2 separate regions of the Mus musculus genome follow, and region 2 is linked to region 1. Evidence: chromatin loops called from intact Hi-C (ENCODE). Cell type or tissue: heart. All regions are shown on one strand. Each heading gives the region's core, and the rest is flanking DNA. Links, peaks and the distances in the headings are about the cores only.

Region 1 (5,367 bases), core at 169-5,168:
CACCAAACACATGCTATGGAAGGAAGCATGCCAGGGCTCCTGTCAGGGAAAGGTGTACAAGTGTCCATTACCAATGTGCTGCTGCTACTGGACTGTAGGGCGAGGCTCCTGTCTCTCAAGTGTCAGGAGGAACCCAATGGATCTGTCACCAAGGCCCAGTGACATGGCCCCACAGCCACTTAATGTCCTCTATACTATGTGTGTTCTCTCACCTACTCCTTGCTCTTCCATTTCCCAGGGGTCACGGATCCTGCTGAGAGATGCCCCGCCTTCTCGGTGGGGCTGGTGGGGCTGTAGCGGTCAGGCCTTGGGAAATGTCCGGCTTGGGTACAGTTCCTATGGCTGCCATTCCTTTTGAGCAGCCATTGTTCAGGTTCCATCCTCCACTGGGCACCTTTGGCTGGTCTACATTGTCTTCCTTCCTTCCTTCCTTCCTTCCTTCCTTCCTTCCTTCCTTCTTCCCTTCCTTCCTCTCTCTCTCTCTCTCTCTCTCTCTCTCTCTCTTTCTTTCTTTCTTTCTTTCTTTCTTAACTCTCCCACGCAGGGAGGTAGGCAGGGCTTTGTTTCTAATCTCTAGGACTCTCAGGCTCCCGTGGTTCCATCTCCACTCTTTACCCTCACAGCCACAGAACCACGTGACTGTAACCATCTAAGTCTGGACTAAGCCCATCTGTTTTCAGCGCACACAAGTTCCACTTCCCTGCAGGACCCTGAGAGGCAGGGGATGAGAGAGGTGTCTTCAGGAGAAGGTGCTGGAGCTGGTGCAGAGCTGTGAGTCTAGACCCTGGGGCTAGAGGAGCGAACTTACTCCAGTTTATAAAGCCTTAGCCCGTTGGTTCCTGCTCTGTGGCCCTTTGGTCCACATAGGCTGCCCCACTGCCCCGAGTTTGTTCTGCAGGGCAAGCCGGGGCAGGGCCCCCTCAGTCCCGGGAAAGCCCTTGGCGTGTAAATTGTAGACTTGCAGACTCCAAACTGAAGCCTTGAAAACTGGGGTGTACTCCTCCCCTGCACTGCACGAAACCTTCAGCGTTTTATGGGAAAACAGACTTTTATTTGAAAAATAAACTCCCAGTTGCTGGGCTATAAAAGAAGGGCTGTCTGGGTTCCAATGCCGCAGTGGTGTGAAAGGGGCTGAAGTCTTAAGTTAAATAAACTTCTCTGCAAGCTCATTTGAATTTCAAAGGCTGTGAAGGCACACACTCTGATAAAGAGCCACACTCAGAGCAAGCGGGTGGGGGTGGGGGGGATGTCCAGTCCCTCTACTTAGTCTTCCTGGAAGATCTGGAGCACTGTAACCACACACAGCAATGACATTCCTTTGGTGGTCTGTACATCTGACTTCGGTCAAGACTGAGCAAGGAAAGATACTTCTCCATCTCTGGCCAGAGTGCATCTTGCCAGTCCCACTCTCCACACCCTAGCCAGACTCAACTGGCAGGCCTTTCAAACTCATCTCTACGTCTCTGACCATCTGGGGTTGTATTTTCCAGACTGCAATCACTCTCTCCACCCAGATCATAAAAATCAGCGGTCTTATCTGATAAAGCATGCTAAAATCAGAGACAACGAAGAGATTCCAGAGGAAATCCCGTGTCATGAGAAGGGGGTTCTATGCTGGATGACAACATCGTGTGTGTGTGTGTGTGTGTGTGTGTGTGTGTGTGTGTGTTCACAAGGCAGAGGGGGGCAGGGGCAGGGATGGGGAAGGGAATGTGTGTACAGGGGTGTAACTGTGGTATCTGGAGGCCATCATCTCAGCCGTCCTTCAGGCTCCATCCACCTTGCTTTTTGAGACAGTCTCTCACTAAATTAGTTGAGGTTGGCTGGCCAGCAAGTCCTAGAGGTCCTCTGGTCTCCTCCCAGCCTCCTCTCCTCCCAGGCTGCTACCACACTCACCTAGATTTTTTTTACCTTGGTTCTGGGACTTGAACTCAGACTCCCAGCACACAGAACTGAATCACCCCCCAAGCTCTCCAATGTATCTCTTACTGCAAACAGCAGTTAAGAATTCAAACGAGCAGCAGGGAAGCCGCTGGCTTCATTTGCATGACTTGTTCGCAGGTTTTCAAGTATCCCACAGATGCAAATAGCCCAGGGGCCAGGGTGTGTTCTCCATCTTTTGATTTCCACCTGTCTTGCTGAGGGCTGTGTTAATCTGAGGGCTGGAACAGCCTTTGTGTAATCAGAAGAGGTGGAACCCAGGACAGAGATTTTTTTATTCCTTTTTTTTTTCCTAGTGGGACAAAGATAAGGCCCCAAAGCAGTTCCATCAGCAACGTCAGTGTGCTATTAAGACAAGATTCTGTGTATTGCTCAGTGGGGCTGGAGGAGCTGACCCAATGTTTCCATCTCAGGTCCCAGTGCCACTGCCACACCATGCATCATCAGCTGCTACTTGTTTTCATGCTAGCTGTAAAGTCTATCTTAGTCTAAACCTCAGTCAGGACGATTCTGATCTGCAGGAGAAGGGAAAGGAACAAGAGGAGCTGAGTTCTTGGTCTCAGCCCAACAGAGCGCAGAAGGCAACAGGCCTCCAGGTTACAGTGCCTTCCACTGTCAGCCCTGAGGCTAGAGCTCTGCTGTGGGTGGCCCTCCATGCACTAACTGGGACTGGCCGGATGGTGGCGGTAGAGTGGGTGAGACGGGAAGAGCTGAGAGAAGAGTCAAGCCCAGCGCGTGGTTTCCAAAGAGAGGAGCGAGAGAAGCCAGTCAGGAGGCAACAGACTGCAGAGGGATTTGTGGTAAGAGTTCAGCTCACACACAGGAGGACGGCTTAAGCCAAGCATAGTTAAGCAAGAGTTTCTAGAGGAAAACAAGCCTGAAGTGACGTCCCCAGGGAGGCTGGAGCCCATTGGCTTGATGTCAGGTCTGTTTCAGTGGCTCTCGGATGGCCCTCAGTCCCAGCTGTAGTCTGAGCAGCAGCCACACAAGCTTATGCAAAGGGCACACCCTTCCTCTGGCTTTCCCAACCATTCATTTAAAGAGCCCTGGGCTCCACCATTGAGGCCCCACCTTCCTGACCTCACCTGTAGCTAGCTGGCTAGCTCTTTTCCTCAGGACTGGAAAAAAATGCCCTGCATTCTCCTGCCTGGCACGCCATCTTTGGGCTGTCCAGCAGAGCCCTCTCTGACTCCTTCCCATCAGAGAGGCTGCCCCTGACTCCCCTACACCTAGCACCCCGTCACCCTTCTGATTTTCTTCCCAGCACTTGACACAGCATGGTGATGCCTTGGCCACGTATGTCCCGCTTGCCTCCAGGATGGCAGGGATCAGCTTGTTTGCTGTGGCCTGCCCAGTGCCAGAGGTGTGAACCTTCCTTTTGGCCTCCTGATTCTGCTAGGACGAGACACGTGCAGGGACGGTTCCTGCTTTTTTCTCACAGCAGCGCCTGCTCAAGGTTCAGCATGTGAGGCTATAGCACCCCCTAGTGGCCACAGTACCAAAAAGCCAGGAAAAATGTAAGCAACTGATGGGACAGGCCCAGGACAACGGGACCCCAGCTATGCTCTCTCATTTTACACACCCCCACACTGTGTGAGTGAAATTAGATGTAAGAAAAGATCCAGAAAACAAAGGTGGAAAGGAGGCCAGTAGTAAAGGCATCGCTCCTTGAATGTGGTGAAGACTTAGATGGTGCAGTGGCTGCCCCAAGTGGTTAAATGTAGCACAAGACATCTCAGCTCATCTCAGATGACAGGATGAACTTTTTAGGGCTAAGTAGACAACCAACTTGACGAAGTGCTTGCTGTGCATGCATGAGAACTCGAGCTTGATACCCACATGTAGGGTGCACTGCAATCTCAGAGCTCAGAGGGGGGAGATGGGGAACCCCTGGGACTCAATGGCCAACCAGAAACACCACGTGGGAGCTCCAGGCCAATGAAAAGAACCCATCTCAGAAGATGAGGTGGACAATAACTGAAGAATGATATCTAAAGTTTACCTCTGGCCTCCATATGTGTGTATACACACAGACACAGGCATGTACGCACACATGTACACATGCACACACATGTGTCACAGATACATACACGTCACAATAACACATCATACACAAGTCATTCTCACATACATGTACACACATAAGTCAAAGATACATACATGTCACATAAACATGTCACATACAAATCACTTTCACACTCAGATACACATGTAATACACTCAACACATACATCACACATGTCACATAGACACACATACATGCATATGCACACAGACATGTCACACATACACACACACACTCAAAGATGAACTTTTTAAGAGATAAACTAAGGTGGGAGGGGAGGCTCAGAGAACCCAGAAGTGTGTAAGAGGAGACTTGGGCCTAATGTCTTCCCCTCTACAAGTCTAGCTGATGAGTTTGCCTGGCTAGTCCCTTCACCAAAGGACTTTGCCCAGCCAGCTGATATACTTACCAAGGCCTCCTGATCTCTGCCTGGATACTTGTCTGGCTCCACCCAGTGTCTTGTGTGAGAGAGCAGAGCACGGCCTCCATATCAGTGACCATTTTCGCACTGCTGTGTTTCGTTTCTAATGAGGAAAGGACAGCTTGTGTTCCCATGCTCCTCTCTGCCCCTCTAACCCCGGCTTTGGAAGGTCATCATGTGGGAGAACAGTATACCTTGTCCACAGCTCACCTGGGGCAAGATAGGAGAATGCATGCTGACGCTGATGGTGTGTCTACAGAAACACATGGCTTCAATGCAGTAAGGACACTTTTTATAAAAGTACTGAAGTCAGCAGACAGACTGAATGAAGCCACTCAGAATCATTTTGCTTACTGTCTGCTCAGCTACTTTGTATGTCAGTCTTTGTCCCTTGTTCTGGAAACCATGTCCGTTCAGCGGATGCCCTCATAGGCTTTGTCGAGAAAGCATCTACTCCGCAAATATCCAGGAAACGTCTGACCTCACTGTGAAGCAGATTCTGGCCCATGAAAGATGGACTTGGTCAAGTCGGCTCTACCTCAGGCGAGATATGAGGAAGAGCACAGCTATCCATGGCTGTCAGGGTCTGTCACCACCTGTGCTAAGGGACATACTGTGCACATGATGGACTTCGGGTAACAAAGGGCCTAGGGTAGGAGGAAAGAAGGCAAGAAGAATGTCATCTGTAGCTGAGGGCAGCATGGCCCAGCTCAGTCAGGAAATGACTCTTGTGTTTCATGCAGTAAGAAAGCTTAGCAGCCTGATAGCAGTGATGTGTGTACCATGCTGCAGCACACACAGGCTGGGCACAGGGAAGGTATGTGTAGCCCTCTGGGGCCCTGTAAAAGAGACACCACCAAGGACATGGCGTTACTGAACTCAGGTCAGCAGTTTGAAGGCCAGGACAAGCAGTTCACTGCTTCCCAAGAGAAAATTCCCG
Region 2 (5,367 bases), core at 145-5,144, 260 kb before region 1:
GTCTGCGTGCTGAAAGGACTGGACTGCAGCTGCTGGTTTGTGCCTGGTATCTGCCTGCCTAGAGGGCTGCTCTGCAGCTGCTGAGTTGTATTTGGTGTTTGTTATGGGACTGAACTGCTGTCCAAAAAGATCAAACTCGTTCCCAAAGAACCATTGCTGAACGGGTCCACCTCCTCCATATCCTAATACCTTTTCTCCTCCATACCTCTGCTGGGTGATGGGCTAGAAGAGAGAGGTGGAACCCTCATTAAAAGTGGGTTGCAAGCCGGGCGTGGTGGAGCACGCCTTTAATCCCAGCATGCGGGAGGCAGAGGCAGGCAGATTTCTGAGTTTGAGGCCAGCCTGGTCTACTGAGTGAGTTCCAGGACAGCCAGGGCTACACAGAGAAACCCTGTCTCAAAAAAAAAAAAAAAAAAAAAGTGGGTTGCAAAAAAGTGTATGGCTATAGGGTCACCCCTGAGTGAGAGTCCTGCTGTCACCCAGTTCTTCTCCCTGCTTCCCTCGAGTACATGGTCACTGACTGACACACACATCATAAAGCGCTTCACTTCACGTTGGGAGCACAGCTCCATGGCTGCATGCAAACTGCCATGCTGCAACAACTGTCCTCTCACAGGTCGCTGGGCTTCTTTAGTTGTGTTTGGTGTTGGCTTTTTTTAGACAGGGCCTCACTCCTGGCTGGCCTGGAACTTGCTATGTAGATCAAGTTGGCCTTGAACTTGCAGTGATCTACCTGCCTCTGCTTAGGGGGGGGGGGGGGCTTGAGTCACCACAGCTGGCTTGCGCTTTCACATATGTAGGGTGCGTGTAACAGATAGGTTTGCATTATTTCACAAAGAACAGGACTTTTGGTTTTCTCCCAAGCTCAAGTCAAATATCCTAATATATGCAAATGTGTTTCAGTGTAGGGGCAATGGGTCTGAATCCTGCTTGCTATGTCATACCAAGCAAGTTACTTAGCTGTCTTAGTCTAACCATCTCATTTGTCCAGGGGTGATAAGAAGCACGGGTGTCTCTGTATAGATCAAGTAAAACTGCATGAATTATATCTACTGAAGAGCCTGGTATAAAGTCAGCGCTCAATAAACACCCATAGTAATGCTATTCACAGTAAGCAAAAGAGTGTGAGACCCTTAGCCAGGGCCAGCTGGATTCTGCCCTCCTCTGATGTGTTAGGGGCTGGAGTGGATGGTTATGGAGGAGAAGGAAGGACAGACAGGGCCCTGTCTTCCTCCAGGAAGGCCTTACTCACTCATGGAAGCAAGCTGGCTGCAACTCTCCCACAAAGGGGTCTGCTCCTGTTCCTGAGCAACACGCAGGGTTGACTCGAAACAGACTCCCTTCCCAAGGGGTCCTTGGCCTAAGCCTCAAGGGGATGGAGGGTCCCTTGGGAGCTGTCAGTTTTCTGAGCTTTAGTGGCTTCTGGTGGAATGCAGTAGAGTCAGCAAGCCCTGGGGACTCATATGGCAGAGGATACGCCTGTGCTCTCTACCCAGAGGCTGCTTAACGTAGCTCTACCTAGAACAATCCTCTACTGTCCTGGGGTGACCCAGGGCCCTGAGTCATTCATCTTTGCCCTCTGCCTAGCCCCTGGTGACAGCATCACCTGTGTGAACGCAGTGATTTTTAATGATATTCTTTTTCTCATTTCCTTCGGTGTAGGGAGGTAGAGGAGGAAATGAGGCAGGAGAGGTGGGAGACACTGGTCAGGGAGGACCAGGGTCTACAGGCAGGGGCAGGGAAATAACCTGAGCCGCCATCTTATCTGGACAACCCCCCTCAAGGAGCCTTTCCTCTCTCAATGGGGAACAACGTTGGCATTCGAGGATGTGGACCCCTTTATCAGAAACCCCACTGCAGGGGTCTCCTCCGGTCTTCCATTCCCGGAAACGTGTTCTCCAGATTTACGCCCAGCCCCAAGGCGGACCGAATGTCTTGGAAAAGATCTGATGACAGGGAAGCTCTATAGAGTTGCTCCGGGAGCCGCGCAAAGGCGGAGGCTGAGTGATATCCTGCAGGGACAGTCGTTGTCTAGTGCCTCAGGACCCTGATAGCTTCTTCCAGGTCTCCATTCCCCGGATTCCAGGGGCATGACTCCGCCCTTCTCTATCACCTGGCCTCTCCCTCCCAAATCAGCCAGGACTCTTCCTCTTAGCCAGCCCCTCCCTTCCCCTGGCCTTCCTCTCCCCCACCCCCAGCTCCCCCACGCCTCTTTCCTCCTGCCCCGCCCCTCTTCTTCTCGCCCCCACCGCTTCCCAGCAAGCAAGCTTCCTCTTCTCCCCCACCCCGCCCTTCACCTTCACCCCCTTTCCCATCCCCATTTTTCATCCTCCTCCCACCCCCACCCCCGCCACCTCGCCCCTCCTCTCGGGCGTGGCCCCCTAGCAGGAGAAAACAGCCTGCCTGCGTCCTGCTCGCGGGCGCCCTCGTGTGGCCTTGGGCCCCGAGGCGGCTGCTGCTCTGGCTAGGCTTTGGCGGGGGAGGGAGTTAGTTGGCTTCCTTGCTCCAGCAGGCTTCCTTCCCCCTGCCGGGTTGGGGCCCGCCAGCCGGTGAGAGGCCTAGAAAGCACTCCGAGGCCCGCCAGCACTCCGCTTTCTGGATATTTATTGCCTCCGTGGGTCGCACGTACGCAGTTGGGACTAGAAGAAGTTGAGCACCCGGCGGAGCGACTGCACGCGTGCGCTGTGGGCCCCCCAGTCGGAGAAGCAGCGGTAGTCTCCTCTCTCCAACACGTACATGCGGCCGCGGTAGTTTGGCTCCTCATAGAGGACCCACCTGAAGGGCAGAGGAAGGGCGAGTCACCCGGAGGGAACCACACGAGGACGCTTCCCCGGCCCCGGCCCCGCCCCCGCCCCTCGGTCCTAGCTCCTCACTACCTTGATTGACGATATCTGATTCGGGCTTGGTGCTGGGGTTCGACAAGATGGGGACTGCCCAGTAATTGACCATCCCATGACAAAAGCGAGAGCGACTGGGGATGCACTATGCCCAGTCACCCACCAAAGGGCCATTTTTGCACAGAGTACCCAGCTCTTGACAGGACGCCTGACACAAACTGGGGACCGTTCCCACTGTGTATCCACTCAGCCAACAGCCGTGGCGGTGCCTGTGCTCTAGTACAAGTGGGCTGTGCTGCCTGCGTTGTACAGAGGATCTGGAGCTGGCAGGACAGGAGGTCTGACAAGAGCGCCCTTGTGTTGGGGGATTTGGGGGGAAGGTGTGTACCAGGCCCCTGTCCTTTACAACCCAGTGGACCAGGGAATCAGGAAGATTAACTGGGAAGATCGGATGGGTGGTCTCTTCCTGGGAACAGGCATAAGGAAAAGGTTCTTAATAAGTATAGAGGTGTAAATGTGGGACCCAGGGAGAGTCGTCGTGTGGACGCTCTCACTTGGGGCTCAGGTTTGGAGGCTGGCCTAAGGGAGCTAGGAAGTCGGGGAGGAGGAGCCGCCAGGCCTGCCTGCACCAGAGGGCTGTCTCTGTCTTTACCTCGGGCTCTCCCCTCCCCCTCTTTCACTAGAGTAGAAAACAGCTTTTCTCTGGGGCAGGACTCCCTCGGGCGTGCTCGGGTGCTCACGGCCTCTTGAGGAGATGGCTGAGATCCAGGTTGTAGTATTACTCTGACCTCTCTTCTCGGGGAACCTCCCTCCCGCGATGTGCCTAGGCAGTTCCTACTCAGTCCCAAACTTCTCAAATTCCCTCCCAGGGAGTGTCCTTGCCTTTCTGCTTGCAGACAGCTCAGCCGAGAGAGAGGGGGAGGGGGAGGGGGAGAGGGAGAAACTAAAGGTCACATAGCTCACTTCCTTTTCCTTAGCCCTTAGCTCTTCCACTCCAAGTCATCGTAGGCCCCTCCCTTCATCATCTTGACCCCTCAACTGGTAAATGGTACAATCTGACAGTAGGGTCAGGGATTGGAAACTAAGGGGTGTGTGTGTGGGGGGGTGTCATGCTAGGGACGAGCAGATCACTTCCTTACAACCACAGCCTTCCACCACATAGCTAGAGTCTCCAAGAGAGTGAGCCAGTCTCTATTCTGTACTGCCCTGAGCCATCTTGGAGCTCTTGTGGACATTCTGAAAGGAAAAGGGACCTGGCTGGTGTGACAGCTAATCCTGCGCATCCTTGCTCACCTAGCTGCAACTCTTAGAGGAAAGCAACAGAGAAGGGGTCTCTGGGGAGGCGGCTCAGCAGATAAGAGCACTGGCTGCTTGTCCAGAGCCAGGTTTGCTTCTCAGCACCCACACTGCAGCTCTCAACTGTCTGTAACTCCAGGTCCAGGAAATTTAATGCCTGCTTCTGACCCCACCGGGCATGCATGTGATGCACAGACATGCATGCAAGTAAGACAAATGTATGGAAATAAAAATCATTTTTAAAATTTAGAGGGGGGGGCGCTCAGTCTGTTGGAGTGTTGGGGGATGTCCCTGCTTTTCCTGACATGCCTCCTAGGACACAGGTATGAGGGACCGTTCACTCCTGAGCTGACATGGAACCCACAAGGAACAACACTCTTGGCACAGGGAGGTGGTTGAGGAGCCCTGCTTTACTGCTGGCCGGATCCCAGAAAGGGCACCAGGGACCCAGGGCATCACCGTTTTCGAAGCTACTTCTGCACAAGACTTATATCACATAAGAGTTAAGGTTATCAAAGATAAGAACACTCTGGATCCATCATCTTGGCCTCAACCTCCTGGCCACTGAGACTGGCTCCTCCCTGGAAAGTGGAGATTATATTCTCTTCCATCCAGTGTCCACTCCTGCCTTCCCTCCCTCAGGCTCCCAGGGTTGCTAGGAGGATTCTGTCTTGGGTCTCCTGACATCTCCCATACAAAAGTATGCCTCTGATCTCATGAGACACAACTTAGCCTGGGAATTTCTCAAGGCAAATTGTTTTGGACTCCTACCCCTGGACTCTCGGGTATCATCTGCTTGGGGGAGGGGGTCAGGTAAGATGGTAGCTAGGGCTCTGCTTTGAGCACATTTTGTCTCCCTTCATCCTTTCCTTGACCCCCTCCCCGAAGGGTTTGATCCTGAACCTCAGAAATTCCATGGGAGCTGATTCCCCACACCAACCCTGTGCAGGGAAGCTGGGATCCTGTGGGGCTCTTCTGCTGGGGGCGGGGGGAGGTTGAAGGGTACCCAGCTCTAGGGTAGAAGGGGCTCCCCTAGGCTGCAGTCCCAGCAGGGCTTCTGCTGTGGAAAGAAAGGCTCTGGAGTTGACTGCAGTCAGTTTGTGCTTCTATAAAATGGTGATGGCTTCTCCAGAATGGGCAGGGAAGATGGGAAGAGAGTGTTGAGTGTTGAGCCCCATCTGTGTGTGCACAGGCAGATAGTTCAGGCGAGGGCAGGAGAAACCCCAGGTGAGGG

What was found. Peaks named below come from ENCODE experiments on the same cell type or tissue, not always from the same donor. Only the 100,000 strongest peaks of a DNase experiment are listed, where the experiment ranks them.
Region 2: a loop joins it to region 1, with 4 times the contacts of the local background. A loop is called at or near these places in 1 of 42 quality-filtered maps.

Annotation. Positions count from the first base shown.
Region 1 is chr5:25,007,913-25,013,279 of GRCm38, forward strand. All of the region lies in intron 3 of Prkag2 (protein kinase, AMP-activated, gamma 2 non-catalytic subunit), which reads right to left. Among named protein-coding and RNA genes, the nearest start is that of 1500035N22Rik, 25 kb to the left of the region's middle. In heart, for the core only: CTCF peaks have their summits at 2,610 (motif pointing right), 3,428 (motif pointing left) and 3,629; DNase peaks (open chromatin) are centred at 2,769 and 3,309; H3K4me3 peaks cover 863 bases; H3K27ac peaks cover 1,929 bases.
Region 2 is chr5:24,748,415-24,753,781 of GRCm38, forward strand. Crygn (crystallin, gamma N) reads right to left here. Exons shown (of 4, transcript NM_153076.3): 4 at 2,588-2,775. The coding sequence ends at 2,640. Among named protein-coding and RNA genes, the nearest start is that of Gm33591, 5.9 kb to the right of the region's middle. In heart, for the core only: a CTCF peak has its summit at 2,463 (motif pointing left); DNase peaks (open chromatin) are centred at 1,497, 2,447, 3,057 and 3,567; H3K4me3 peaks cover 3,025 bases; H3K27ac peaks cover 3,974 bases.